Linked DNA regions of Homo sapiens: region 2 is linked to region 1. The links are chromatin loops, found by intact Hi-C in ENCODE. Cell type or tissue: dorsolateral prefrontal cortex. All regions are shown on one strand. Links, peaks and the distances in the headings refer to the core of each region. The heading gives the core; the rest is flanking DNA.

What was found. A loop is a pair of places that touch in the nucleus more often than their neighbours do. Peaks named below come from ENCODE experiments on the same cell type or tissue, not always from the same donor. Only the 100,000 strongest peaks of a DNase experiment are listed, where the experiment ranks them.
Region 2: a loop joins it to region 1, with 7 times the contacts of the local background. A loop is called at or near these places in 64 of 110 quality-filtered maps.

The regions. Positions count from the first base shown.
Region 1 is chr3:133,030,159-133,045,728 of GRCh38, forward strand. TMEM108 (transmembrane protein 108) reads left to right here and starts at 8,233. Exons shown (of 6, transcript NM_023943.4): 1 at 8,233-8,277. RefSeq lists enhancers at 7,927-8,221, 11,107-11,401. In dorsolateral prefrontal cortex, for the core only: CTCF peaks have their summits at 8,083, 11,243 (motif pointing right) and 11,442; DNase peaks (open chromatin) are centred at 8,103, 8,623 and 11,253; H3K4me3 peaks cover 4,715 bases; H3K27ac peaks cover 3,208 bases.
Region 2 is chr3:132,726,502-132,742,071 of GRCh38, forward strand. It overlaps NPHP3-AS1 (NPHP3 antisense RNA 1), which reads left to right. Exons shown (of 11, transcript NR_002811.2): 2 at 992-1,081; 3 at 6,823-6,943. Among named protein-coding and RNA genes, the nearest start is that of NPHP3-ACAD11, 12 kb to the left of the region's middle. In dorsolateral prefrontal cortex, for the core only: CTCF peaks have their summits at 8 (motif pointing right), 207 and 4,777; no DNase peak of the experiment used is centred there.

The DNA of each region.
Region 1 (15,570 bases), core at 7,571-15,570:
ATTCCACTTATTCTTTGAGTGACTTCCTTCCTCTGGCATGTTAAAATTAATCTGTTTTATTGGTTTTGGAGACATTTGCAAGGTGCTTTAAAAGTTTTTTTGTAGTTATTATTCTCCTTCTTTATAATTGATTGGGTTTCTTTCTTCTCTTCACATGAACTACCGTTTTGCAGGGAAATGCCCTCTTTTCTCTGATAATTTATATGGCTCTAATAGTTCTCTTTTTAGTTCCTACCTCTAATGGTTGTTATTTTTATTCCTTGGTATATGCTTTTCGTGGAAAGCAAACAACAATAACAACAAGGTATTTAGGCTTTTCTTGTGGGTTATTGACTTTTTAAAGTTTTTTATTTCAAATGTCTCCTAAATAGAGACTATATTTATCATATTTCCCTTTAAAAAATCTAAAGTGTGTGCAATTTGTTTCATGGTTTTCCCCTGTCCCATGAGGATGTAGAATTTAATTACTGTATTAGTTGTTACTTAGTGGTTCACCCAACACAATCTCTTGGGTCCATTTCTGATCCTGTTTAGGATGAAAGTTCCCTCCATTCCTTTCCTTGTGGGATTTAGAAAGCAGTTCTCAGTTTATTGACATCTATTCCCATTGTCTCTCGCACCTCTCCTTCTGACTGAACAGTTGGCTGCTCTGTGTTTGGATAATTAAAGCCTTTCATTATTATTATCTGGACAAATTTTTTTTTTTTTGCTTTCCCAATTCCATTTAGAATTTTCTGTCATCATTCCTCTTGGGTAATCTATAATATACATTTTTTCTGCATGGAGAAGTTGTAACTTGAATTGTTTTAACATAAAAACGTTATTAAAAGTTATAACACAAATGGATCCTGTGAAGTTCATTCAACAGATACTTTTTGAGTGCTGGCTGTGTACCAGTTCTAGACCCTGGGAATAAGCAGGGATAAGAATAGAAGTTCATATGCTTATATTGTAAAGAGAGCAGGGTAGGGAGACAACAAAGAAATAATTCATCAGATGTTGATGAGAGGTAAGAAGAAAAAAGTAGGATAATAATTTAGAGCAGCCCTTTTCCACCAGTTCTACCAGAGAATTAAACTCTAATGCCCTAAGGCACACTTTGTATAGAATGAATTAACTTCTCTCCTATGCAAATAGAATGATACCAACTGTGTACTTTGGGAGACTAAAGAAAGCACTCTTTGAAACCATTTTCTACAGGGCTTAATTTTCTCAAGGAACCCTAAGTTGAGAAAGGCTTGAGTTAGAGAGTAACAGTTGTGGGAGGGAATGCTACTTTGGATCATTTGACCAGGGAAAGCCTCTCTGACAAGGAATCCTCAGAGCAGAGACCTAAATTTAGCAAGTGAGGGAGGGTCCTGAAGAAGCAACAGCTGCAAGGTGGTGGTGGTGAAGGACAAAGTATTACAGCCAGATACAAGAGTGAGTTTGGTATATCTGAGAAGTAGTTAAGAAGGCCAAGGTGGCCAGAGCTGTGTTATCATGGGGCAGAGAAGTGGGGATAAGATCAGAGAAGTGAATAGTGAGGGGTAGAAATTGTGTGGAAAACATACCAGAGACATTTCAACTCAAGCTAATTAAACAGATTGACTGGGCTCCAGCTATGGGTCATAGCTTGGGGAGTTTCAAAGTTGAATGAATCATGGTCTCTGTCCTCATGCATCTTACAATATAGAGTATACAACATAACTTAGACTAAGAAAATACAATGTGATAAATGCTACATCTTAATAATAAGCAAAGGGGTGACCATAAGCTGAGTTTTCCCAGGAGTAGACCCTGAGCCAAGTATTCAAGAATAGGTGATTTATAAAGAAATAACATCCAGGAGGACTCATAAGAGTCAAGTAGGGATGGGATATCAAGCAAGAGACAGCCTGGCCATGCAGGGAGCTCTGTAGTATAAATGACACCTTAGAGATTGTCACACTTTGAAGGAAAGAAGCTGGGTTTTTGCATGTACACCTGTTAATCATTGCTAATGGTGGTATACTCTCTTAGGCATGTTTGGTTCTTCATACAGGTGAAGTGGTGCCAGGTAGTTCTCTGAAGAACTCAGCCAAGGGAGCAGAGGCTCAGAAATGGGTGCACAGAGTCGTTAAAAGGGACCCAGGGAGATCTTGGTGGGGCATCAGTGGGCCACCAGAGAGCTCACAGAGCTTCTCAGCCTGAAGGGTGGTGCTTAAAGGATAGGCAGAGGATATTAAACTTTTCCTAGGTGAAAACCATGCCTATCTGCTTGATCCTGTAGCCTCAGCACCTAGTCTGGCTCATACTCACCATAGAGAATACTAGAAGCGTTTCTGAACGGGAATGAATGCATGCATGAAAGACATCCCAGGCCCAGCAATTAGTCATGATAATTACATCTTTGTAGAAATGCTAAGATCCTCTGCATAAGAATTGCAAGCTGATGAGAATAGAGTTCAGAAATTCAGGAGGCATAGCCATGAAATGGTATGTAACCGTGAATCTGAGCAAGTGAGAAGTAATGCATTTAAGGAACAAAAAGTCCAAACTACTTAGAGTATGATGTGTTTTATTTAAAAATTATACATAAGAAAATCAGTAAAAATAATCTCTAAGTTTCCAAGAAAATACTTAGGTATGTGAGCCGCTAGTTTTTTATGACTTGTTTTGGACTGAGAGAAACCTTTTATCATAAGAACTTGCTTAAATGTGAATAAGAATTGTCACACATGAGGGGCATTACGATGAGCTCTAAGTCAGAGTCATGTCAGGAACCATGATGGCAAGGAGGTTCTCCCTGGGTGCCCATTCTGATTGGTTGAAGAGGGATGCCAATAACAATGTGTTGATGAGTATGAAGCTACATTCAGGTTTAGGAGAATAATATTAATAATACCTATCATTTATTTAGCATTGCCTACATGCAAATACTTCTTTAGCACTTTGTATTATTTAATTAGCTCATTAACAACTATAAGACAGTGTAGTGGCTCATGCCTATAATCCCAACACTTCGGGAGGCCAAAGTGGGTGGACTGTTTGAGGCCAGGAGTTCAAGACCAGCCTGGCCAACATGGCAAAACCCCATCTCTACTAAAAAATTATAAAAATTAGCTGCGCATGGTGGCGCGCACATGTAATACAAGCTACTCGGGAGGCTGAGGCAGGAGAATCTCCTGAACCCAGAGAAGGAGGTTGCAATGAGCCGAGATAGCACCACTGTACTCCAGCCTGGGCAACAGAGTAAGACTCTGCCTCAAAAATAAACAAATGAAAACAACTAAAAGACACAAGTATAATAGTCCCCCTTTAACTGCGTTTTTGCTTTCCTTGGTTTCAGTTACCCTAGGTATAGCACAATGAGACATTTGGAGAAAAAGACCACATTCACATAACTTCTTATTTCTGTGTATTGTTACAATTGTTCTATCTTATTATTGTTGTTAATCTTTTGCTGTACCTAATATACAAATTAAACTTTATCACAGGTGTGTATGTGTAGGAAAAAAAAGTCATATACATATATAGGATTTGGTACTATCTGGGGTTTCAGGCATCCACTGGGGTTTGTAGAACCTACTCCCTGAAGATGAGGAGGGACCACTCTACTTGTATTGCCATTATTTCCATTTTACAGGTGAGATAACTTTGTGAATCGTTTATCCAGTATCTTCCAGGGGCCAAATTGTCTGGGTTTACACAGCTGGAGGAGCTGGGATTTCAACCCATACCATGTAGCCCTAGATTTTACTCATAATCACTATAACAGAGTTGAATACTATGATTGATTATCTGCCATATGTACAGGAGGAGGGAGGAATGGCATATCATGCATTTGCAATTTTTCAATTCTGGTCTTTGCCCCACCTTTCAATCATCATTTTTTCCCCTTCTCCTGTTAAACCCAGTTAAATAACACTACTTTCTCTTTCCCAATGCTCTATGCTCTTATGCTTTCATGTGGGCTGTTCCCTAGGCCCAGAACACCCTTTCTTTTGCCCTTTGCTGGCATCTTAGTCCATTCGGGCTGCTATAGCAAAGTGCCATAAGCTGGATGGTTTATAAACAACAGAAATTTATTTTCACAGGTCAAGAGGCTGGAGATCAGGGTACCAGCATGGACAAGTGCTGGTGAGGGACTTCTTCTGGATGACAGTCTGCTGACTTCTTATTGTATCCTCACATGGCAGAGAGCAGAAGCAAGTCTCTGGAGACTTTAAAAAGGGCATTAATCCTATTCATGAGGGCTCTACCGTTACAACCTCATCTAATCCTAATTACCTCCCAAAGGCCCCACCTCCCAACATCATCCACTGGGGATGGGAGGTTTCAACATATGAATTTTGGGGAGAAACAGTCCACAACACCTGGTTAACTCCTACAACTCCGGAATTCAGTTCACGTATAATTTCTTGCAGAAAGCTTTCCCTGATTTCATCAGTCAGAATTGGTACTCCATCTCTACGCGATCTTACAGTGTTATGCGCCTCGCTTGTAACATAAAAGTTTTTATTTTGAATTGTGGTAGCTTACCTCTCTTAAAATGAGCTAAAAGACAAGGCTCATGTAGTGTGTTGATTGAAAGAATGAAACCTGAATCCTTACCTCATCTCTGCTCCAAACTGTTGTTTTCTGAAGCTTACCTGCTTCCCACGTCCAGTTTGTAATTGTTAAGACACAGGTTTTGAACCACAGGTGATTTCCAGCTTTCTTAGCTTTTTCTTATATCAGTTTGGAATGTCCAAACATTTTATTCAGTAAGACTTTTGCCCATTTACACTTGTATTGCCTATTACATGCATGAGATAGGTGTTCCTTCCATAAACCATTATCTCTCCTTGGTGAATAAGCTTGCAAATTTTGAAATCTCCATTTAAAAAAAATCAGCTTGTTGGGAGGGGCACATGAGGTCTTCAACTGTATGTATAATGCTTGATTTCTTAAGTTGGGGGAGGTACAGAGAGGTATATATTATCTACACATATTTTAAGTCTAAATTGTTTTGTGAAAATATAAAAGCGAATATTAATATTCTTAACATTCGTTATAGAGAATATAAAGAAAACCAAGTTTTCTACAAAAATGCCTTGTGGTTGGGTTAAATCTGTACACAGTCACAGTAAAGGGATAAAAGTATCAGTTATTAAAACACAGATACATAGACACAAAATGTTATCCTGCCAGGATTTGTATGACAGATGGAGACTAGAACCTTGGGTAATCTATCGGTCTTCATGAATGAAATCAATTAAGTTTAGAGAAGCTATTTATTGTCAGAGAGATAAAAAGGTAATTAGCAATTATAAAGCAGTCTATGGGGGTTCTAATAATAATACAACAATGGGTGGATTTCTGGGACTTGGCAAAATGGTGGATGGCTTATATCTTATCTTTTTCTTTCTTTTCAAATATACCTAAATCTCTTGCTGGGCAATTTCTGGACTAAGGGGTAGGAAACCTGGTTTGAGCTAACTCATATCAAGTTACTAATATATCCATTTCCCAAGACAGGAAAACCAGGTTATATGTATGAGGCAAGTAGACTGAAAAACAGAGGATGAACGACAGCCTGGATTTTTTTTTTCAAATTCACATCCTCAAGCAAGAGTCTTTGTTTCTTGTTGCTTCTTTCTGTAATAATGACACCCACAAAGAGAAAAATAAATGCTTTTTTCCTAGTTAAAAATTTACATTACTCAGTTAAGTAGCAGTGAAAACTGTCCTTGTTTTACTCAATAGATAAAGCAAGTTTACAAGGTGAGAAAAATTTCTCCCCCATTTGAATGCTGTGAAATATATTTTTAAAAGTGTCACAGAAGGAGGGAAGCTAGTTTGCAGGCTCACACATTGGGCTTCCATATTTCTGGTGTCACAAATAAAGTCACTTTTGAGTAGGATGGCTGGTGTTGGTAGAATGTTCTGAGGGATCTCACTAATTTAGTTAAAATCTAAGTAGGTCATATTCCACTACATTGAATATCACACCATAAAAAAGTTGTACAATAGTTTTCCAAGGTGCAGGCACTAATCACTTTTAAAAAGTAACAGAATTTGGTAAAACGCCAGTAAAGAGAATTGGGAACCCTTGGAATCTTTGAAATAGACTCACCTAGGTGATGGGTTGCTAGGTGCAGCAAACCACTATGGCACACGTTTACCTTTGTAACAAACCTGCACATCCTGCACATGTACCCCGGAACTTAAAAAATAAAAAATAAATGCTCAAATGGAAATCTGTTTTAGTTAAGAAGGGCATAAAACAAGTAAAGCTATTACCAGAGAGTTTATCAGTTTGGCATGGTTAACAAAAGGCAATACGTTCTTTTAGAAATATTTAGTTAATCAATTGAAATTAAACCTAGTTGTGAACCTAGCTTTTCAATTTATTCCATTGACTAGTCTTTGGAGTATTTATTACCTATGAATTATTTTTGGCCTTTAAAAATCAGTTCTCAAAAATTATGTGGAAACTTTCTTCTGTTTTCAGAGTGTGTATGTCATTAGTGATTTGTGTTGCAGAGTTTAGTTTTCCCTGTTAAAAAATGCGTCTATCGATCTAGCAGCTTATGCAGGTGTTCTCAAGCATGGATGGATATCAAATTGCCAGTAGAACTTTTTAAACCTATAGCTGCCCAAGCCCCACTTCTCATCCCAATCAGAATCTCCAGGCACAGGGCCCCACAACCTACTTCCATAAATACTTACCATCCAGCTAGGCTTGAGAACCACTGGTTTAATGACAGCAAACAAACTTTTTTTGAGGCTTTCAAAACATTTTTCTTGCTTAGACATTTCTTTACTCCTGCTGTAGCCAGAACCATTGCTGTGACAGGTTTAACATGTTCCCAGAAACTCTGAATTTTGTGCGATGCCATCTCTGATAGGGACAATGTGATGAACAATGTCTGAGATTGCTAGGTGGGCTTCACTTCTGGGGATGAGAAGCCAGAGAAGTTCAGGACACACTGACAAAGGTGAAGTTTTCTCTAAGCGACAGTTTGATCACCTTGATAGTGAGAGAGAAATGCTGAAGCAGGGTTATACCACCTGGTTTCAAGAGATGAGAGATGAAGGTTTTGGAGAATTCAGCACTTAAGAATCTTGAACCACGGCGGTACACTACTGGGTAATAAGAGCTTGGCTACGCTGAACGACAAAGGTTCTAGCTGGCCAGTCCGAAAACACTGAGTCCTTAGGTCAAATTTGAGAAATGACAGGGCCAGTGGGAGTCCTAACTTCTAGACTCTGGAATTACTGACAGAAGAATATTTGGACAGTTTTTAAGACCCTCAAGGCATATTATTTTACAACCTCTTTAGCTTATGCCTGAATTTGTGCTGTGACTGTTAGCTTCCCGGATGTTTTCTCCACATGCTTCTTTCTGAACTAGCCTGTATAGTTCTACAACAAATTGTTACGTTTTGAGAAGCAGGGACCACTTATACCACTTCTCTGGCCAAGTGTCTGGCACCGCGCCACTCAGACACACACGCCCAACCCTTTAGGATTAACGTAGACACAGTGTTCTCTTCCATGGCCATTCCGTCTCCACTTCTGGTTCCACACTCCAGTCACCAAGTTGGCATGATTGCTGCTCCATAGACCAAGGGTGGGTAATGTGGGGATTAAACACACCTTCCCTCAGCTGGTGCCCAAACTGTAAGCATCACCGGGACACCCCATGTAGCCACAGGAACGCTTCTCATCAGTGGAAGAAGGACAAGAAAGGTCGTGCAAGTTTCAAATTACGTGGAGCTGGGGCTACAGCCATTACTTTCGGACAGGTGCAATTCAAAGCGTGATCCTCCGACCAAGAGCTTCGTCATCGCCACCTGGGAGCTTATTAGAAATGCAGGATCTCAGGTCTCCACCCCAGACCTTCTGGATCAGAATCCGCATTTTAACAAGAGAGTCAAGTGATTCTTATTTATATTAGAATTTGAGAAGTCAATTGATCTGGTAATTGATCAACTGAGTGCCACTTAGCCCCCGAAAACAGAGACCCTTTGTGCCCGCCTCGCACCCGCTCTGCTAGGTAGCAACCGAACCCCCAGAGACATCGGAGCGGGCGCTGCCGAGGGCAATTTGGTGATTGGCTGGTCTCACCACGTGACCGGCGCTGAGCCTTCCGTGCGACCGGATTGGCTGTCGCGGACGCTGACGGACAAGGCCGGGGCGGGCCAGAGCCTGGTCGGAGGGGCGCGCGCGGGGGCCCGAGGGGCGAAGGCGCGAGTGCGCGAGAGCGCGTGCGCGAGCGGTGGGGCTTTCTCCTGAGCCGTCGGAGGGAGCCGGAGCGCTTCTCCCGAGGTAAGCGGCGCTCCGGGGCGTCCCCCCAGTCCTTCCCATGCTGGGTCCCGGCAAGCGGGTTAGGCTGGGCTGGGCGGGGCTCGGGGAGGTGTGGGGTCAGCTTGCCCCGGGAGCCCAGCTTCAGGGAGGATGCAGCCCCGGTTGCCTTGGTTTCCCTTTTCCTATCCTCTCAGGCACCTTCCCATCCTCCCCACTGCGTGACGGGTCTGCCCGAGGGGAGTTGCCCACCTGGCAGCCCTGCCTCCGCCTTTGTTTCCCGCCTGGAGGGTTGCTGGCATGAACCCCCTCCCCAGGTGGAGGGTGCGGGTGATGGGGCGCGGGCGTCAGGAGCGCTGGACCTGGGCTGGGGCCGAGGAGGAGGTGGCTTTAATGCAGGGGGACCTGTCACATGGGGAAACGAAGAAGAAGAAATGTAGTGTCACTTTGGCCAGCCCGAGGGACTCGAACTAATCCTGCGGCCGCGAGCGGAGCCGAATTCCTAGCGCAGCTGTGCGAAGAGCCCTCCTGCCTAGGTGCCGGCGGCCTCGCCGGGGACGGAGCCTCCGTGCTGCCCGGGAGGTTGCTCTGCCGGCTGGACCTGGCGGTTTTCACCCCAGAGTTGCAGCGAAATTGAACGCTTTGAGCCTGCTGGAGGAATCCAGAGATTGGTTCAGGGGCTATTTTTTTTTTTAAGCAGTTGGGCACCGGTGGAGCCGGTCTAAATGAAAGTCTACAAAAACCAATTTCAGATGCAGCGTAACTGATGACTGGTAAATGGTGAGGAGGGAAATGCCTGCAGTGAACTGCAGACCACCACACTGAGATTCTTCCTTAAGAAGATAGGGGTTTTTTTCGGAGGAAAGGTTGTAGTTTCTGCAAACAGGTTTTTCTGGGGGTACCCAGGAAGGTTATTACTTATTTTCAGCATGTTACTGGGTTGTGGGGAGAGGGAAGGCAGGGTCTAAACTAAACCTACTCACACGTCCTTAATTCTTTGAAAAGTGTGTGCTCGATGAAGACCATTTGGCTGCCAAAAGAGGTTTGTATGGGAGTCCGGGGGAGATGGATTGTTGCCTTTAAATCATACTTTAAAAAGGGGAAGGTATGTCCAGGAACTTAAGAGCAGGTCAAGCTATGGAAAGTATTCCCTGCCTCTCCTCCATTTCCCCAGACAGCTCATAGGCAAACATAAAAAGTCCCTTCAATTTTCCACGGGTTAACTTCTTGATTTGTTGGATACACCTGGTAATCTACTCTGTAAGAAATGGTTCAACTAACTCATTATGAAGATATTACTGTGTTCTGGACTTTCCACGTAATTTATTCAGAACTCTTTCTGGTATGAGATGGATAAGGGTCTCTCTACCTTGTCCCTTGGAGACATCCTGATACCTTCAAAGCCCTTTATAGCTCTTACATTCCCTGTACAACAACATGTTTCTTTAGGAAATGACCTGATTTCAAACCTCTAAAACACACCCCATGCCTGTGAAATGCCTACACTTGCCAAGAATTCAGTTTACTAGGCAAGATAAATATATTTTTTTAAGAGGGAACACCTAAATTTGTTAGGGGTATCAAATTCAGGTTTATCAGCCACCGGAAATCAAATTTTGTCGGTTTTCTGAGATGAATGAAAGTAAAAGAACAAGTTGCTGCAAAGCTCATTTAGAATATCACAAATGACCCTAGTAAAGTGAAATATAGGTTGTCACCTGATAGACTTCACACAAACCAAATTAGTGGGAATAATTTAAAAACTTTATCACAGTTTTTTTTGTTTGTTTGTTTGTTTTTTTTTTTTTTTGAGACGGAGTCTCCGTCTGTCACCCAGGCTGGAGTGCAGTGGTGCGATCTCGGCTCACTGTAACCTCCGTCTCCTGGATTCAAACGATTCTCCTGCCTCAGCCTCCCGAGTAGCTGGGATTACAGGTGTGAGGCACCATGCCCGGCTAATTTTTGTATTTTTTAGTAAAGACGGGGTTTCACCAGATTGGCCAGGCTGGTCTTGAACTCCTGACCTCGTGATCCACCTGCCTCAGCCTCCCAAAGTGCTGGGATTACAGGCATGAGCCACCATGCCGGCCAGAAAATTTTTTTTTTTAAGTGGCATGGAGTAGAGGGGAGAAAAGAATGCTGAGGGTGAGGTAGGTGGCATAGTATACACTTTTATTTTCAGAGGAGAGAAATTAATCTTTGTTCCATAAACCGCAAAGGGTATGCATTGTTTGTTTGGCCTGCGGAAGGGAGGCAGGGATTTTGAAAAGGTTGGGAAACACTGATTAGGTTATGCAAGGGACAACAAAAAGATTAACAAGCTTAGTCCATCTAGCAACGTACTTCAGTGACCTATAGGACAAGGTTTTATTCTCTGATTCAATAAAAGCCCACTAGTGTTGCTTTCAAAGCAGCAACAAAATCATTTCCTTTCTGTCGTTTCTGTCCCCTGGGTCAGGGACGGGGAACATAGAGAGTGAATGAGAGAGATTAGAGTCCGACCTGCATGCCTAAGCAGTAGTGTCCTCTGAGGAGGATCTGTGTCACATTGTGTAAGTATAAGAGCCTTCATATTGAGAGGGATCTGAGTACCTTCCTTAGGACACATGCTGTAAGATACAGCTGGATAACAGAGCCACAGGTGGGGGCACTGGGTGAGATCATCTGATAGGGAAGCATTGGGGAAAGAGGAGAGCCAGGAAATGTTTAATTCAGTGGGGCTCTGCTGGCTGCTTTTGGATCCTTGAGGAGGCATTTCAAGGCAGAGCTGCCTCATTGGCTAGCCTGGCTGGCTTTATGTGGCTTCCAGAGGACCTGCCATTCACAAGATGAAAGCTCCTGTGGTAGTTACACGTCTCAGGTTGTAAGCATCAGTTATGCTTGTAATGTGCTTGAGAAAAGAAGGGCTCACAGAGACCTAAATCTAGGCTGCCGTTCCTTCACTTGGCTCATGTCACCCCCCAGGGCTCCCAGAAAACAAGTTGTACCCTCCTTACCAGTAGATGGCACTGCTGCCCCTGGGAATTCCTGGAGGAGCTGAACTATGGAGCTGGCAAACCAGCAGTGTGTAGCCTCTAGTCAGAAGATTTTGAAAGGCTATGTCAGCCCTCAAACGAAATCTCAAAGAAAATAGTTCTGAAAGCCATAACTGTTTACATAAGGTAGGAATAACGTGTGTCATGGGGATTGAGGAATGGCTGTGATTACATTGACTGTACATGTGCGTTTCTGAAGGGAGAAGGCAGAGAGTAAACTGACAAGCATCATAGCATAGGCTTTAAACGCACCCGGCATATGTATTGGTTAATTAAACATAATAATCATGATTTGATCCAACTTTCCAACAACTTAATCGTTTCTAATTATTTGCATGTGAAGCTAGTCTACACACATGGATGGGACTATGGAAATATACATGTGACTTTTAAACCTGAACAGTAGCTGGTAAGTACATGCTCTGAAGACAGCAGTGAGAGTATTAGTAAAAATAATGCTGATAAAGTAGTCACTATATTTCAGGGCTGTCCACAGAAGATAGGTCAAAACAATTCTTAATTCGTTTCTTCTAAAACTTGAAAATTCCTAATGTGTTTTTAGATCTTCTTAGTTAATGTGGACCTTTCAATATTATATTAGCAGCCCCAAACTTGTGCTTTGGTTTTAATGATGTTATTAGTCAGGGTTAATTCATCCATCCACCTATTTTGAAATAACTATTCTTTGTTCTCTAGCTGTTATTTACTGTTCTTTGAGATGGGAAGGTTATAGTGTATAATGAGGGCCCCGGCTTTGACTCTGCCTGAGGTATAGGATGCTACCTCTAGGTGCAATTACCCCAGTCACCTGCTGCTTTGTGTAGTTCCCATCCTATGGCTTAGGTTATTTGAGGTTTCTTTCTGTCTCTCAAGTGAACTGATGAGCTTGTCTTTACTACCAATGCTAAATACTAAAATCCTGCTTGTGCTAGGTAGTGGTAGGCCAACAGTCCATTAATGCCATCTTATTATGTGACTAAAAATAAATCTATTCACCTTTCTGAACCTTACTTTTATCACCTGAGATTGATGAGATGGTGGATGTCTCTTAAAATCTCTTCCAAGTCTAAAGTTATATGGTTAGGTGATTCTCATAAGTTATTTCTGAAGACTAAAAATTATTTATAAAATATTTTCATACTGTGAGCTTAGGGCAAAAAGAAGTCTTGCTAATGTTTCCTCCCAGAAAAGTGGTTGTGCATTACCTTAGGATCCTAACAGTTCAGAGTAGGAAGAAACTCTTGAAGATGATTTAACTTAACCTTCTCAATTTATAGACAGCTCAGTTCAGAGTTGAGTTTCTTGACCAAGGTAACAGAGCTAGTTAGTGGCAGAGAACTAGTTAGAGGACTAGGATGCAAGCTCAGGACTCAATATAGTTTTCCCTTCTCCAATGCTGCTTTATTTCATCTGCCATCAGGCCACAGAATATGCTGTGTCTACAGGGCTGGGGCCAAGAAAATTTTCTGAGTAATTCCTTAATGTAGGGCTTTAAAGCAACAGCATGAATAGCTTTGAGTTTTGGCAGAAGTTCAAGGTCAGGCTTCTCTTTGCAGCTCATTCTTTTCTTCACTGATTGATTGTGAGCAGGATTTTTCACTGCGCATCTTTAGGCTTTAAAAACTTTTCTGCATATGCTGTTTCCTGTAAGAAAAAACTTTCATCATCCTAGAAGAATCATTCCTCAATCAGATGTTCTTAAGTTGGGTCCATGGACTCCCCAACATCTCTCTGGATAGGAGAATCTTTCATATAATTCACTTCATTTGTAATCTTATGTATTTGATCTTATACATTTCACACATAATTCTGAGAAGGAGGTCCTTAGGCTTCAAGAGACTACAAAAGAGGTCTGTGGCACACACACACAAAATAGGGTAAGAATTCTGAGTTCTTGTCTGAGGAGCTAAAAGACATTAGGGTGGAAGAGTGTTAGGGGTAAGATATGGGGTAAACTTATTGAAGTTTGTAGGAACATTTTTACCTTTTAAAAAATTGCTCACTAAATGATGCTAATAGCATTTTACCCATCTTAAATTAATAATGTATATGCGAGTATTGATTTCCATTTATCATTCCTTCCTCAATAAGTACTCTTTCCTAATTTTACCAAAACACTTTCAAATTCATGTTGCTTTATTGGCGATGACATGCATACTAAGAGGCTCCCTTCTCCCCCAATCTGACTTGATTTCCAGATGTTCAGTTCCCTTCTAATTCATGACTTGGAGTTTTTGACTTCTGAGGTAGTACACCTCATGTTCAACTCTAGGCTCCTAGGACTCACCATGATCCCAGAGAGGCAAAATAATTTACATGCTAGGAATTAAAAAAAAATCCTTAGGTTCCTTTATTTGTACCCAGGGTTTACCACAGAAATTGCTGCTCCTCCTTGGCTAATTATTTTCCTTTTCTATTTGTAATCCCAAATTCTCACTTTTCCTAATTGTTTCCAAATAAGAGTGACTGGGAGTTTGTATGTATTGGAAATAAAAATCCTTGTTTAAAACATGCAAAATTTTTGAATTTTGAAGAACATTTGCTTGAAAATCTCTTGCTTTGTGTCCTGTGACACCTTGCCTACTTTTGGTGCCATGGTGACCCATGTTGGTGAATTCACCTGCTGGCATCTTTTTGGCTATGTATCTTTTTGGCCAAAGTAATATTTATTATTGCTTTAGTAGAAGAATAGAAATTACCTTTTCTTCTTTAGAAGGTTATATTTGGGTTTATGTAATAACCTAATTATGTTATGTAATGTCAATTTTCTGCATTCTAATCTCAGTATATTGCTGAGTTATTTTGAGATTTTGGGGGCATGATTGATTTCTCTGAGCTTGTTTCCTTGTTTGGAAAATAAGGGGAGAGAGTAGGAGAGTCGTGACTACTTTGTTTCCTGTTCCAAAATCCTGTGACTCTAAGAAATTGTACCTGGTACCCAGACTAAACATATCCTAAAAAATGCTGCCTAATTGGGAATTTATTTATAATCAATTAGTGCCAGGATAATAATTCTTTATATCTGCAAATCATTTTATGGTTTTCAAAAATGTTCTCTAATCCTGTATCTATTTTCTACTCAAAATGCCAAAGGACAACAGCATCAGTATTATGTGGGAGCTGGTTAGAAATGCAGAATCTCTGGCTTCACCCATGACCTAACAAACCCGAACCTGCATTTTTATCAAGATGCCTTGAGGATGCACATGCACCTTAAAGTCCAAGAAGTTGGTGGCTCGTGCCTTTGAGAAGAAGCTGGTGCTTTGAGAGGCTGAGGCAGGAGAATTGCTTGAGGCCAGGAGTCTGAGACCACCCTGGATAACATAGTGAGACTCCATCACTATATACATTTAAGAAAAAATTAGCTGGGCCTGGTGGCACATTTCTGTAGCCCTAACTACCCAGGAGGCTGAGGTGCGAGGATCACTTGAGCTGAGGAGTTTTAGGCTGCAGTGAGCTGTGATCACACAGTACATAGTGAGACCCTGTCTCTTAAAAAAATTCTGAAGTGCTGCTTTTTTTTTTTTTCTTTTTTTTTTGAGACGGAGTCTCATTCTGTTGCCCAGGCTGGAGTGCAGTGGCGTGATCTCAGCTCACTGCAAGCTCCGCCTTCTGGGTTCACGCCATTCTCCTGCCTCAGCCTCCCGAGTAGCTGGGACTACAGGCACCCGCCACCATGCCCGGCTAATTTTTTGTATTTTTTAATAGAGACGGGGTTTCACCATGTTAGCCAGGCTGGTCTTGATCGCCTGATCTTGTGATCCGCCCACCTCAACCTCCCAAAGTGCTGGGATTACAGGCGTGAGCCACCGCACCTGGTCCTTTTGAGTCTTACATTGGCCCTATGAGAGAGGAACAGTATTTTACAGTTGAGGAAACTGAGACTCAGAGTAGTTAAGTAACTAAGTCAAGGTTACTGTGCTAGTGTCTCACTCAGAACCCTCTACTCTAAACTTAATGCTGTCTTTCTTCATGATTGGGCTGAAGTCACTTTTGTACAATGGAGTCTGGTCACTGCCCTGCAGCCCATAAGGTTAAGTGTGACTGTGTAATTGAGTTTTAGCCAACCAACAGAATGTGATGGAAGTGGAAAAGTATTGTGATCCACTTCTAGGAAAAAAAGCACAGAGAATGCTCATGCAAGCTTCTTCATACTGTTTTCCATTCTTAGCTGACTGGAATGGAGAGGACCCATAGGGCAACCTTGGAAATTATGTTTTAAACATGGCAGGACTTTTGTCAGCGTGGGTACCTGGATCACTGCATTAGGTCCACCCCACCT
Region 2 (15,570 bases), core at 1-8,000, 310 kb before region 1:
TCTACCATTAGGGGTCAGTGTAACTCAGGAAAAAAATAATTTGGCTGTATGTATTAAAAAGGATCACCTTGTGAAGACGACAGTCTGGGTGTTGCCTTCATTAACAGTCATCTACACTGCCTTACTTAGTTCCCATCACAAGTAATAACATGACTCTGGAAATTATTATGAAACAGACAAGAGTAGGATCAGCAAGCTTTTTCTATAAAGGACCAAATAGTAAATATTTCAGTCTTTAGTCTCTGTCACATTACTCAATTCTACCATTATAGCACAAAAGCAGCCCCACACCATACACAAACAAATGGCGTGTCTGCATTCCAGTAAAACTTTATTTTAAAAAACTGGTGACTGGTTGAATTTAGCTCACAGGTTTGCTGACCCCTGAACTGGAGGAGTGGTTCTCAAACCTGGATAATTACCTGGGGAGCTTGTTAAAAATGTAGAGCCATGGACCCCACATCAAGTCCACCGAATCCAAATGTTTTTAAGTAGAGCTCACATATCTGAATTTTTTAAAGTTATCTTTTGATTTAGAAGCAAATACTAATTTAGGAACCATTAGGACAAAATAAAGTTAACTTTACCTCTTAGGAAACCGTAAAGTCCACCTTGTTACAATGTTTTTAGTATCTGAATAACTATCCATGGTATAAAAGATATAAATGTGAAGCTTAGGCTTAGATAATCTCTATAACTACTCTGAAAGTACATCAATGAAAGGCTCATTCCTCTGTAAATGTTTGTATTAAGGCCCTAGTGTTCAGATTATTTTGGCCAGAGAACAACCCAGCCTGTCCTAACAGACAGAGGGGCATACTGAATTAAATTGAACAAGGAAGGAGAAGACATTGATGAAAACAGTAAAGGAGAAGGAAAAGCGATAAGAGAAATGCTGGAGTGCTGTGTAGTATCTCCTAAAAAAATGTCCCAAATGTTCAATAAGTTTACAAATTCTGAAAAACTTGCTGTGACCTATTTTTTTTTTCAGGAATTGGTGAAGAAGAGGAGTTTAGTGCCAAGGTGGGTGCAAGAGTGAAACAAAGGCAACACATCCACATGCACTGGACAGGGAAATGGGGTAAGAATATTTTAAATATGGGGTATCCATTCTTTTATGAAGTATGTGTTCTAACGATAGTGTTTCCCTGGGCTGTTTCCCCTTGGGCTAATCAAATATATGGATATATAGAAGGCCATGCTTTAAGAAGAGCTGCAATGGGTTTTGTTAAGAATACCATAGCCAATATGTTTACCTGTGGTCCTGTATAAAGCATACTGCACATTTGGGATATTTGTTTAACAAATAAAGGGGTTCTATTTCTCCATAACAGCCTCTAGGATGAAAGAAGCCATTTATTTCTTATTTGCTGAGAAATGTCCCTTTGTTTCTCAAATTCAAGGCTATTCTCCGACCTCTCTCCGCCTCTGCCTCATGTTCATCTGTGAAGTTGAATATAATCTTAAATTCTTCTATGGAGCCATCTATCCCAAACCTAGTAACCAGCACCCACTTCAGGTTGTCATTAGTGACTATTATTTTTTCTTACACTCAATGCCCACATGCCAGGATGAAGATGAGGCGCCATATTCAATTAGCTCCTATGAAGGAGAGATGAAGTCTTCACTACTGTATACATTTGAGATGTGCCTTTTCTGACATAAATCAGCCACAGAGAAAAGAGTCAGCTGACATTTGTAGTTGCAAGGGGAAAAAAAATCTCTTCACAAGTAATGTATGAATAAAAGTGGCTGATTGTAACTGTAAGAGCTTAAAACAGCCCGGCGTGCTGGCTCATGCCTGTAATCCCAGAATTTTGGGAGGCCAAGGCAGGTGGATTGCTTGAGCCAGGAGTTTGAGACCAGACTGGGGAACACGGTGAAACCCACTGTCTACAAAAAATAAAAAAAATAGCCAGGCGTGGTGATGCACACCTGTAGTCCCAACTACTCGGGAGGCTGAGGTGGGAGGGTTGCTTAAGCCTGGGAGGTGGAGGCTGCAGTGAGCCAGGATCGTGCCACTGTACTCCAGTGAGAGTACAGTGAGAGTGAGACCCTGTCTCAAAAAAAAAAAAAAAAAAAAAAAAGATTTTATCTTTTAGATAAGATTTACTTACAGTTACAAAATTTTATTAATTCTCATCATAATTAAGGGGAGTTTATATGTGAGTTATAACCCCAATTTAGAAAGAAGTTGTGTTCCAGCATTCCAGCGATTAATTTAAAAATCTGATATTTAGTATTTGAAGCATATTTCCTCAAGAAACAGCGTTAGACAAGGTGGCTATTGGTTCAGCTTAGCACACAGCTGAATGCTGTTTATGCTAAATGCAGACTAAACAACTCAAATGCCACTGTAATATGTAGTCTTTGGAAATACGCTTTCAACATATTAACTCAGATTATCCAGGAACACATCTATCCTTGGGCACTGTGAAGAAGACACTTAAGGCCACAGGTCAAAGTGTGCACATTTCACTGGTCTGAGACAGTTGTTCCAGTAGGGAGGAGACCAGGAAAAGGAGATAGGGAACGAGTTGTTATATGGTTGCCATAGCTTAGATTCTGGCAAAATGTTGTGCAAGTTATTTGGCTTCTTGCACTTTAGTCTCCTCATCTGAAAACGGAGATAATAGTAGTTCACTTTATAGCAGTTGTAGACATCCAAATGAATAAACTAGTTTTGATTATGTTTTGTTTCCCAGGGATCCAGAAAATGCACTATTTCATTTAAACTCTCTTTTCTAAGTAACTTAGTAGGGAGACCCTAAACATTTTTTTGGCAAGCCTGACATGTATATTTCATTCTTTGAAGGCTGTTTTGATTGATATCCAGCAAAACTAGGGCCTCTCTGTGACAGAAATCACTGGCATATCTGCATCCTTAAATACATATGACTACCATTGTCCTAAAAAATAGTGTTTCTTCACTGTTTTCTGGCTATTACATTTTGAACCCGAGTCAAATCAGTCGATGGAGATGGTTATATTCTGATGGTTATATGTCTGTTACATTCTGACGCCAAAAGGCAAAAAGCACCAGACTTCCTTATAAAAATTATTTTATTTTTTAAGATGACAAATAAAAATTGTATATATTTTTGGAATACAACATGATGTTTTGATACATGTATATTTTGTGGAATGGCTAAATCAAGCTATTTAACATATGTATTACTTCACATACTTTCTATGGTGAGAATGCTTAAAGTTTCTCTTAGCAATTTTCAAGTACACAATATATTGTTATTAACTGTAGTCACCACGTTGTATGATGGATCTCTTGAGCTTACTCCTCCTGTTTAACTGAAACTTTGTATTCTTTGACAAACATCCTCCAGCCCCCCCTCACCACCAGCCTCTGGTAACCACCACCATTCTACTCTCTGCTTCTGTGAGTCCTCTTTTAAATTCCACATGTAAGTGAGATCATATGGCATTTGTCTTTCTGTGTCTGGCTTATTTCACTTAGTGTAATGTCCTCCAGTTTCATTTATGTTGTTGCAAATGGCAGGATTTTCTTCTTTAAAGGCTGAATACTGTCCCATTGGAGATATATATATATATTAAATTTTCTGTATCCATGCATTTGTTAATGGACACTTAAGTTGATTCTATATCTTGGCCATTGCGAATAATTTTGCAATGAACATGGAAGTGTAGATATCTCTTCAACACACTGATTTCATTTCTTTTAGGTATATACCCCTTGGTGGGATGGCTGGATCATCCAATGGTAGTTAAGTTTTTAGTTTTTTGAGGAACCTCCGTATTGTTTCCATAATGGTTGTACTAATTCCTACAAACAGTGTGCAAAGGTTTCCTTTTCTCCACATCCTTGCCAACACTTATCTTTCATCTTTTTTTTTTTTTTATAATAACCAGTCTAACAGGTGTAAGGTGTGATAAGCTACAACATTTGACAGTTTAACATTTGACTGTAACATTTGACAGTTTAAAAGTAAACAGGCTTCCAAATTAACCCACCTTGGGAAGGTCTTATAATTCATGGTGACATCCTGTCCCTCAGTAATGAACCTTATGAGTTCCTCTAATTGTTAATGTACTAATAAAGACATACCCTACTGACACTGAAAAGGATGCTGATTTGTTTTCAAATTACAAAGTTTTACTGGTTGTCTTGTACATAGACATTTTAGCCTATATGTTGCAATCTGTATCCAATTATTGTAACTTTTATATTGTACTCGCCAATGAAAAAGGACAACTCCTATGAGTAGTCCCCCTCCCTTCTCCTAAATTTTCCTACAAAAGCCTTCTAACTTGTAACGGACTCTGGAACCCTCCCAATTTTGTTGGTGTGTCTTCCTGGGTTGATCCTCACATTTGGCTTCCAAAGTAACTTTATCAAATTATTTCTGCCTTAAGAACCTTAATTTCAGTCAACATTCTGTTATAATCAGCAGGATTCCAGAGCAACTTCCCTGGATCATCCAATGTGGCTTTTGACCATTATGCATGTACCAGTAATGAACCTATTGTGTTCCCAAATTTAAATGCTCCTGCTGGGTGCTACAGATGGGTTCCTCCTGGAACCCTCACATCTTGGCTGAAGTTCTGGTTTATTGAAGCTAGTTTCCTCCCTGGCCAGGAGGTACAATGACTCTTTCAGCACAAGAGTTACTGCTACCAATTCAAGGGAAGGGTTTTATTGGGAATTTTAGGGCAGAATAAAATAGGAGCTCAGTGAATTGTTTCCCTGGAGGCTAGGTGAGACAATCTTTCCTTAGTTTTCTCCTTCTCAATCACATGAGGGCACTCTTGCTCCAAAGATGAGACATTTACTCCCTCTGGCCAAACTGTTCACTTTTTGCTCAGCTTGTAGGCTTTAGAAGGACTGATCATCTCTTGCCCCGAGCATCCCGACCCTTCTTTGGAGGTGACTTGGGAGTCCAAGACACATAAGAACTCTTTTCAGCCCATTGTATGAAATCCCCAGAGGAAAGATTCATAGTCAGCACACCTGACCCCTTATAGAGCTTGTCTTGCTCAAAGCAGCCAGGAAAATGCATCCAGACTGAAGGTATACCACCTCTGTTGACACTAGCTGGTTTCATGTTGTTTTACTTGCAAGTACTTGGATAAGTGGACCCATCTAACCCAGGATGGTCATCAGCAGCAGTGGCCAAAATGGGGATGTTTTGAAAATGCCTAAAATAATTTATCTGTGCACACAAATGGAAAAAGTTGGTTTTGGAGCCAGATTGAATGGGAGACTTACTTCCAACAGCACCTAGAAGCTTCTAAAAGAAATTCTTTGAAAAAAAAAAATGCCTCCATTCAAGAGGTAAACAAAAGGATATTTAAAACCATTCAAACCATTGTACATTAGTTGAAAAATACTTAGAAGGCTCTCTCCCTTTCTTCCCCATGGCTCCTCCTTGTCTACCCCTGTTCTTTCATCTTCTCTCTTATATGAACTCATTCCCTTCTGCTTGTTCCTTGGGCTCCCATACATCTCTTAGGCAGAGATTTTTGGAATTTCACAATGGACTCATTTACTTCTTTCAAGGGAGTTAAAATGTATTTAAATTTAAAACAGAAGGAGCAAATGGAACAACTGCAGAATGAGAATGAAACTACTGAGATTCTAAAAATACAGATCCAACAAGTTTTTTCTAAAGTGGTACTAATGATCAACACATTTTATGGTTTATTGCTAGCTTTGCCAAACCATTTGTGGTCTTCCATATACATTAGTAAAATACATACAGCCACCTCCATTAAAGTGGAAGTAAACCTGATTAAACCTTTTACCAAATATCAGATAATACTCTTTAAATGTGCTGCTAGACCTCACAGTCCCTTGCAGATATAAAACTTCACTGGCCTTTTAGAAAACTTAAATTATGTCTCTGTGCCTTGAGATGTAAATTTACTGTACTCGGTAAGATCTTCAGCCATGGAAGACAGATTAACTTGTTGTATTTACAGAGGCACAATTTAATTCAACTGTTCTTTTAAGCTGGTGAGTTTTACCTGACTCATGAATAAAATTTTAAAAGCAAAGCTATAAAATCTTTATTTGCATCTGTTTGTATTTTTATATGTACATGTACACATGTCTGTATTTGTATATTGTTTACATGGTACCAAATTGGTTTATAAATAAATAAGCACTCATCAATTAGTAAGCCAAAATACTTTGTAAATTCATATCACTTGAATAGATCTTTTAGCATGTAAGACTAGTTTAATAAGAACAACCATCTTCTGAGTTTTTGGCAAAATATCCATAAATTTAACTTTAAGCTTCTTACTTAAGTGAATATCTGATATTCACAGACTATAAACGTGGTTAGCAGTAAAATAACTTGAAATGTTGACTAGCTTTGTCTAATATTTCAGTTTTCATAAATATTCTAGGTAAGCTGTTAAAAATAAATAAATTAGATAACTGTCAATGAGATACACCTCTAGAGGAACTTTTCATGTAATTTGAAATCTTAAAGCTATGTTAAATTAAATAATAGATACTATTAAATGTCTGGGTCATTTCCAATTAAGGTAAACATATTATAAGAAAACATGTTTCTAAAGATTATAAAATGGTTTTCATTTATAAGACACTGATATGTGACAAGCAAAGATTCTTGTTGTCGAGGTTGTCACTAAAATGTAAGGTTACTGAGAGTTAAAAGTTCTAATTAATATTTATATATAATTTTATATATAGAATGTGCCAAAAATAAGATGTGTTTTTGATAAGAAAAAATTATAAGAAGTGTTCTTTATTATAAAAATTATTATAAAAATGTGTTCTTTATTGAGAAAGAAAAAATAATTTTGTCTAATTTGTAGGTTACTTAAAGGTTGTTTCAAAATATGGACTTAGGAAGGAGAAAGAAACAAGATTAAAAAGGAACAAGTAACTAGGAGAGAAAAATATGAAGAAGGTTATGGATATGAAGATGCATTTTTGGTAAGGAAGGTTAAAAAGAAAAGAGAATAATTTTGTATGAGAAAGAATCTCATATGATAAAGTTTTGTCCTAATGTAAAATGACTGGTTATTTAAGAAAGAGGAAATACAGGACAAAGCAGAAAGTCCAAGCGTGTTTTCAATGGTCTGCCTATGTCATGATAAGGTTCGTGAAAAGAGAATTTATGAAAACAATTTTGTGTGTGATTAAGTTGGCTATAATTCTAAAGAAATTATTTCTAAGTTTTCTAAAGATTAAGCTTTGACATTGAAAATATGCTAGAACAAAACTAAAAAAATGTGGTCCCCTGTATTATAACAAGGTTTTTGTAAAGTATTCATTTTCTTTTAATAAAATTGCAAAAGATTTTTATTTTAAAATTCTAAAATCCATTTCTTTTTGAAACTTCCTTTTATCAAGATAATTTCTGTGTTGTCCTTACTTGGTTTTGGTTTCTTTAAAAGGATTAAGGGTTTTACATCCATGTAACTTTCTTTATTGCTTTTGAAGTCTTTTGATTACCACTCTGGTTAAATGAATAAGTATTAATTAACAGTGACTGGCGATTCTGTTTTCATCAAATGCTTGGAACTTTTGACATCTTTGACAAACTTCCCCCAAATCAACTCCTAAAGTAGGCTGTTTCCCCTAAAATTAACTTTAGGGTTTTCTAGTTAGACCTCTGGAGAACCTCAAAGAATATGTCTTGTAGAGATATTAAATTATTAGGCTTATTTGGTAAATTGTATGAGAAACATTGTCAAATGATAAATGGTACTAGATCTTCTTTCAGTTATATTTATGGGCATGTTATTGATATAAATATCCCCAGAATTATATAAATTTATAAAAATCTAATGTTATGAGTCATAATTTTGACTATATTAAATCTTTTCCAAAGTTATATTTGTATGGATGTATTATTAATAGGAATATTGTAGAGATTACATGAAATTTATAAAAGTCTGGAAATCATGATGTGATGCTGTCAGTCATGATTCTGTTTTTTGTTTTAAAATGCCACATATAATAGAAACAACTAAATTTCTTTGTCTTCCACTAGATTTTAAACATGACTATTTTAAGTTTTTGTTATCCACAGTTATTATTTTGAATTCTTTACTAAAAGCATTTACAATGAGCTATAGTCCAAAATTGCTTTTCATGGAAAAGACTCTAACAACTACTCTTGAACACAGATTTCTGATAATGTTAAGATCAATGTATTAGGTAAAAACTTCCATAACTCTACTAATAAACTGATGGATTCATGAAGACAGCAAACCCAACACAAAGCAAAACAAGAATTACATGAAACTAAACTGATAGAGGACTAAAATGATTTTTATGACTGTTTGAAACATTGCTGATTCTTTCCATACTTGTTTTCCAGTCAAGAATTTTTTTTTCATTTGAGCTATTTATATCTTACAGCAATTGGTTAAAGTATACTTTTGTGAGCAAAATTGAAAGATTTACCTTTTTCTCTCTACCTAAATTCTCCAGAGAGTTTGGAAACTATTCCTAAGTGTTCTTATTTTATGGCAATATATTTATTTGCATAAGTTTGATTCAATTCTGTTTTCTTTTGTATTAAGTCACATTGGAAACATTGGTTATTTTACCAAGGCTTTGACTATAATGTCATATTTTCAAATATGACAAGACTGCTTTGAGGGATTGAAATTGACTTTGTAAAGCCAATAGACTTGGAAAAGACTGGCCTGGTACCTTGTCTACATAGTTTCTTTACGGAGTTCCTGACCTTGCAGTAATTAAAGAATGTCACTTTCTGACAGGCCCAGGAACCTCCAGATATTTTGGGCACCTCAAGAAGAGAGAAATTCACCCATTTCATACAGGTATTATAGGCACAGTCTGATGGTGAATCCTTGGCTTGGCTCCCTAGCCTGAAGGAGTTGTTAAAAGTCTAATCTAAAAGCCCTTATGAAAACGTTCCAGCAAAGTCAACTTAAAAGAGCCTATATGGCTGATCACTATTTTTGTTGTACTTTACGCAAATAATTAGGCCAATTATGATAAGACAAAAACTTATATTGCGAACAAAATTGGTCTCATTATTTGTCTTTGGTAAAAAAGGAGGACTGGAGAGAGAGTAATTATGTTTCAGAAGAAAATTATAGTATACCTGCTTTTTGATTCTAGACTTGCCCATTGTTTTTGATTTATTTTTATTACTATTTGCCTACAATTTGGACTGAATATTAGATTCCTTGAGATCAACAGCTAATGTCTCCCAGTGACTGGAGATGATTCTTTATTCAGGAAACTAACATGTAGCCTGTCTCATGACCTGCCTGATGTTGCTAGTAATTTTGCCTGCCTGTGATAACAAAGTTATTTCCTCTTGCTGAGGGACATGACTTCCTAGGAATGGGCCTTCCCAGTGCTGAGAAATAAAGAATGTCTGTCACTCTAACTTAAGCAGAGATTGAGTATCAATGTTTCCATGGGAAGATTTTTGATCAAAAAGGGAAATAACCTACAGGTCACATTTGACAGTTCACTTTAAAAGTAAACAGGCTTCCAAATTAACCCACCTTGGGAAGGTCTTGTGATTCATGCTGACAACCTGTCCCTTAGTGATGAATCTTATCATGAGTTCCTCAAATTGTTAATGTATTGATTAAGGCATAGCTTACTGACACTGAAAAGGACACTGATTTTATTTCTAAATCATAAAGTATTACTGATTGTCTTGCATATAGACATTTCAGCCTGTACATTGCAATCTGTATCTAGATTGCAACCTCTGTTTTATAATCTCCAATTAAAAACTATGGGGAGTCCCCCTCCCTTCTCCTAAATTTTCCTATAAAACCTTCCAACTTGTAATAGACTCTAGAACCCTCCCCAATTTTTTGGTATGTCTTCCTAGTCCAGTCCTCACATCTAGCTTCCAATGCAATACTTGGAATGCAGAAATAATTTGTCAAATTATTTTTGCCTCAACAGCCTCAGTTTTGGTTGACATGTGATATCTCACTATGGTTTTATTATTATGCAAATTATATAATTTGCATTTCCCTAATGATTAGTGATGTTGAGCATTTTAAAAATATACTGTTGGCTATTTGTATGTCTTTCTGAGATATGCCTATTCAGTGTGACTTTTGGTAAGTTCTTTTACCCGTTTGAGCCTTGCTTTTGTTAGTTTTTTTCCCCCTTGCTCATTTTAAAATCAGGTTATTTGTTTTCTTGCTATTGAGTTGTTTGAATTCCTTATATGTTGGATATTAAGCCCTTATCAGATGTACAGTTTGCAAATGTTTCTCCCATTTCATCGGTTGTCTCTTCACTCTGTTGTTTTGTTTTGTTTTCGTTTTTATTGTTTTGTCATGCAGAAGATTTTTAATTTGATATAATTCCATTTGTCTGCTCTGCATTTGTTGCCTGTGCATTTGGGTTCATATCCAAAAATTATTGCCCAAACCAATGTCATAGCATTTCCCCCTATGCTTTCTTCTAGCAGTTTTATAGTTTTAGGTCTTATGTTTAAGTCTTTAATTCACTTTGGGTTGATTTTTTTTATATGGGTCCCATAAAATAAGGTCCCATTCATTCTTTCTGCAGGTGGGTATCCAGTTTTCCCAACACTATCAACTAAACTGTCCTTTCCCTATTGTGTGCACTTGGCACTTTTGTCAAAAATTAATTTATCATAAATGTATGAAGTTTTTTCTGGGCTCTCATTTCTGTTCTATTGGTTTATATGTCTGCTTTTATGCTACTACTATGCTGTTTTGACTACTATAGCTTTGTAGTAGATTTTGAAATCAGGGTCATGCCTTTAGCTTTGTTTGTTTTACTCAAGATTGTTTTAGCTATTTGGGTTATTTTGTGGTTCCATATATATTTTAGAGTATTTTTTCTGTTTCTGTGAGAAGTATCATTGGCATTTTGATAGGGATTACATTGCATCTGTAGATTACTTTGGGTAGTATGGACATTTTATCAATATTAGTCTTCTAATCCATAAACATGAGATATCATTTCATTTATGTACATATTCTTCAATTGATTTTACCAGCATCTGTGTTGCCTCCCACACATCAGTTTATTAGATGATAACAGACTCACAAACTAAATTGAACCAAAACAAAAGAAGACCCACAAAAAGAAATGCTGCCCTGAAAATGGAAGGAAGGGTTGTTATTCATGGTGGGGAAAGTATAACCAGCATATATGATTTAAGTTTTAATGAAGCATTAACTGTTAGCACAAAATGATAGGATATAGCACATAGGGAATAGTTTGCTTAATCACTTTTCATTATCTATAACTAATGTTTTCTCCACTGTATTAGTCTGTTCTTGCACTGCTATAAATAAATACCAGAGACTTATAAAGAAAAGAGGTTTAATTGGCTCACAGTTTCACAGGCTGTGCAGGAAGCATGGCTAGGCAGGCCTCAGGAAACTCCTCAGAAGGGGAAGGAGAAGCAGGCACATCTTACATGGCCAGAGCAGAAGGAAGAGAGAGAGCGGGGAGGTACTACACACTTTTAAACAACCAGACAGCTAGATCTTGTGAAAACTCTATCATGACAACAGCTCTAGGGGGATGGTGCTACACCATTAGAAACCGCCCTGATGGTCCAATCACCTCCCACAAGGCCTCGCATCCATCGGGATTACATTTCAACATGAGATTTGGGCAGGGACACAAATCCAAACCATATCAGGAGTCTCCTCAAAACTATGTCCTCTGCTTTTCTTCCAGTGTATTTGGGTTTTGAGTGGCTCTAGTCTCAGCTGTGAGCTCAGCTCCTGTCTACACAAGTGACATTTGAATCCATCTTTTCACCTTTGAACTTATCACCTCTGTCCATTTTTTACATTGCCATTTTTCAAATACACTTCTTCCACTGGACATTCATTTACAACTCAAATTATACCCAGTGAAAGCCTGTCTTCTACTCTTTCCTAGGGAAGGGTAGCCACAGCCTTTTCCCTTACACCATTTAGTCTCCAAATCAGGCAATTTATAAGTCCCATTTGTGACTTAGCAATAGTCTCTTACCAACTCCACCAAGCCAGTTAATGCAAATTTACTTGATTCCCTGAGTCACTAGAAGGAGTTCCTAGAGATTCAAGTTCACTGCCCTTGCCTCACGTATACCTTATGCAAGTTAATTTTGATCCTTGGTGGTTATCCACAATTTCTCTTTAGGAAAGTTTAAAAATACCACCAAAAAGAAACTTCAGATTCATTTAAAATCTATTCTTGCATTTTCTCCTATATGTACCTTTATTGCTTAAAATTGTTCAATTTTTTAAGAAGATTTTAGATTATTATGTCATCTTTTCCCTCTGTGCAGTTTTAGAACCACAGTAATATTGCCCAGAATATTGGAGCTATGTTTTCACCATAGTACATTCCCTAGCGTTGGACTTTTCTAGTTAATCCCTGAGATTTTCCAAAGCTTTTACATAGTGGAAGGGAATAAAGGAGGCAGTGAGACAAAGCAAGGTTTGAATCCCAGTTCTGCTATTTTCTAGCAGGGTGACTTTTGATAAATTCCTTTACTCCTCTGAGCCTTGCTTTTGTCTGTTAGTTTCTTTCCCTCTTAACTATAAAATGAAGTTGGTAATGTGTGCCTCATAGACTGGCTTTAAGAATTAAATGAGGTAACACAGTGGTGGCTCTACCTAGCAGGATCCCCAACAGTGGCTCAGTGAGTGCTAGCTCCTTTCTCCCTCACTTCTCATCCCATTCCACCCCCTTGCATCCAGGAGCTAAGTAGAACCAATTTCCTGAGAGTTAACGGGTTAAAGTTCAGATGGAAGTAGAGTCTGACATTATATGCATTATTAATAAAAATCGACAAACATATGTTTTTCACTTCCATGTAGTTCTCTTATAGGAAAACCTTAGCTATGTAAAATACCACCCCAAACCCATAAGTGGAAAAAGAGAAAAGTAATTTTGGTAAAATTCTAAACACTTTCCATGTCCAGCATTCATCTAACTCACAGGAGAGGATCCATGAAGATCCTATGCTCTATTGTGTTGGACCTTGGCTTTCAAATTTATAATAGATTAGAAAAGACTGGACAAAGTGGAAACATTGGCAGTAGTGAAAACTACAGCTGTGGCCTGAAGTCGAGAAAGGAAGCTGGAAAACCACAAAAATTAGATAGGATAATTTTCTTTAAAAAAGAAGTAGTTTAGCACCTTTAGCAGTTCTGCAGTCCCTGAGAACATTATAGGCTAGTATAACGATCAATGTTCATAATAATGGTCCTTAATTGTCAGTAAAATATATATTATGTGGTTTGTAGTTGATGTAAGTATATTGGCAAGTGTATAATAATTTATAAAAACTTCTCTGCTAAGTAGCTAATATGTTGTCTTAAAAAAGATGTTGGTGACCCTTCATCAGAGAAACTTCTATTATCTTGAAACTTCAGTATTTGGAACATCTGTGATAAGTCAGTTACTTTCACTAATGCCAATGTGTGTGTGGTGAGGGGTTGGGTGTGGGTGGGGTGTGTACATACAAATAAATAAAAAGATTTGTTATGATATAGTTAAGTAAAAACATCCCCTTTCAACTCTACATCGGGAGAGTCAGTTACCAAAGGTATAAAAATTCTTAATTCTAGTATGGTTTCACAGAACATTGCTACAGTGAAGTCTCAGAAGATAAAACCACATCTATCAAATACTATTTCCCTGGGTTAGGAACAAACATCCTTTGAGTAAATAACAGCCTTCTTCACCTGAAGAAATAAAACTTCGCACTTCCCATCATCACCTAAAAAAGGTGATTTTTGTCATTCTCCCTCTGCATTAAATTATCCTGAATGTTTCAGCTTCTTAAAGTAAATTGGCTTCCCCAGAACTAGCTGTGTTTTTGAAATTATGTTTCTTTCCTTAGAAATAATTTCCATATATTATTGAGCTCTACTACAAAGTTTCTATCCTGGGTAATTTTTCTTCTGCAACTTTGTGGATTTAAATATAATAGTTACATAGGCCACATATATATTGACAATATTTATTATAAATTCTTGTGACTTAAGTTTTAATTTTTTCCTCATTTTTTTTCAAAACAAACCAAAGGCCTATATCCAACAGATGCTGAAGTTTTACTTCCATTTAAAAGGAATATATATATATAGCATATAAATATATATTTTATATTAAAAGAAATATAAATATATATTGCATATGAATATATACTTTGTGTATAAATATATAGATAATAAATATATGTATGTGTAAATATATATGTTTATTATGTATATTACCTTTACATAATAGTATACATATATATATCTTGCCTTTATTTGGATTAATCAAGTATTTTTAAATGTTATTTCATTTGTCCATATTAGCTTGTTACATATTTATGTATTAATCTTCTAGTAGTTATTCTAAACATTTCCACATATATCCTTGGTTATTCAGTTTATCATTATTTAGAACTTTTAGTATTTCATGGATAATGCAAGAATTTAAAAACTGAAACTTCATTTACCCCATTTTCAATTTTTATGCTTTTGTTGTCAAGTATCTTCTTTCTCTATTTTAAGTTTTATCAAACATAACTGTTTTTATATAGTGAGCATTTGTTCATATTGATGTCCTTTCACCGTTTCTGCTGCTCTTCATTCCGTGCTGCTTTCCTCTGCTTCCATTTGGGGCCATTTTCTTTTTCTGTTTCTGTTTCTTTTTTTTTTTTTAATTATACTTTAAGTTCTAGGGTACATGTGCACAACGTGCAGGTTTGTTACATAGGTATACATGTGCCATGTTGGTCTGTTGCACCCATCAACTCATCATTTACATTAGATATTTCTCCTAATGCTATCCCTCCTCCAGCCCCCCACCCACAGACAGGCCTGGGTGTGTGATGTTCCCCGCCCTGTGTCCAAGTGTTCTCATTGTTCAGTTCCCACCTATGAGTGAGAACATGCTGTGTTTGATTTTCTGTCCTTGTCATAGTTTGCTGAGAATGATGGTTTCCAGCTTCATTCACATCCCTGCAAAGGACATGAACTCATCCTTTTTTATGGCTGCATAGTATTCCATGGTGTATATGTGCCACAATTTCTTAATCGAGTCTATCATTGATGGACATTTGGGTTGGTTCCAAGTCCTTCCTATTGTGAATAGTGCCACAATAAACTTATGTGTGCATGTGTCTTTATAGTAGCATGATTTATAATCCTTTGGGTATATACCCAGTAATGGGATCACTGGGTCAAATGGTATTTCTAGTTCTAGAACCTTGAGGAATTGCCACACTGTCTTCCACAGTGGTTGAACTAGTTTACACTCCCACCAACAGTGTAAAAATGTTCCTATTTCTCCACATCCTCTCCAGCATCTGTTGTTTCCTGACTTTTTAATGATTGCCATTCTGACTGGTGTGAGATGATATCTCTTGTGGTTTTGATTTGCATTTCTCTGATGACCAGTGATGATGAGCATTTTTTCTTGTGTCTGTTGGCTGCATAAATGTCTTCTTTTGAGAGGTGTCTGTTCATTTCCTTTGCCAACTTTTCGATGGGGTTGTTTGTTTTTTTCTTGTACGTTTGTTTAAGTTCTTTGTAGATTCTGGATATTAGCCCTTTGTCAGATGGGTAGATTGCAAA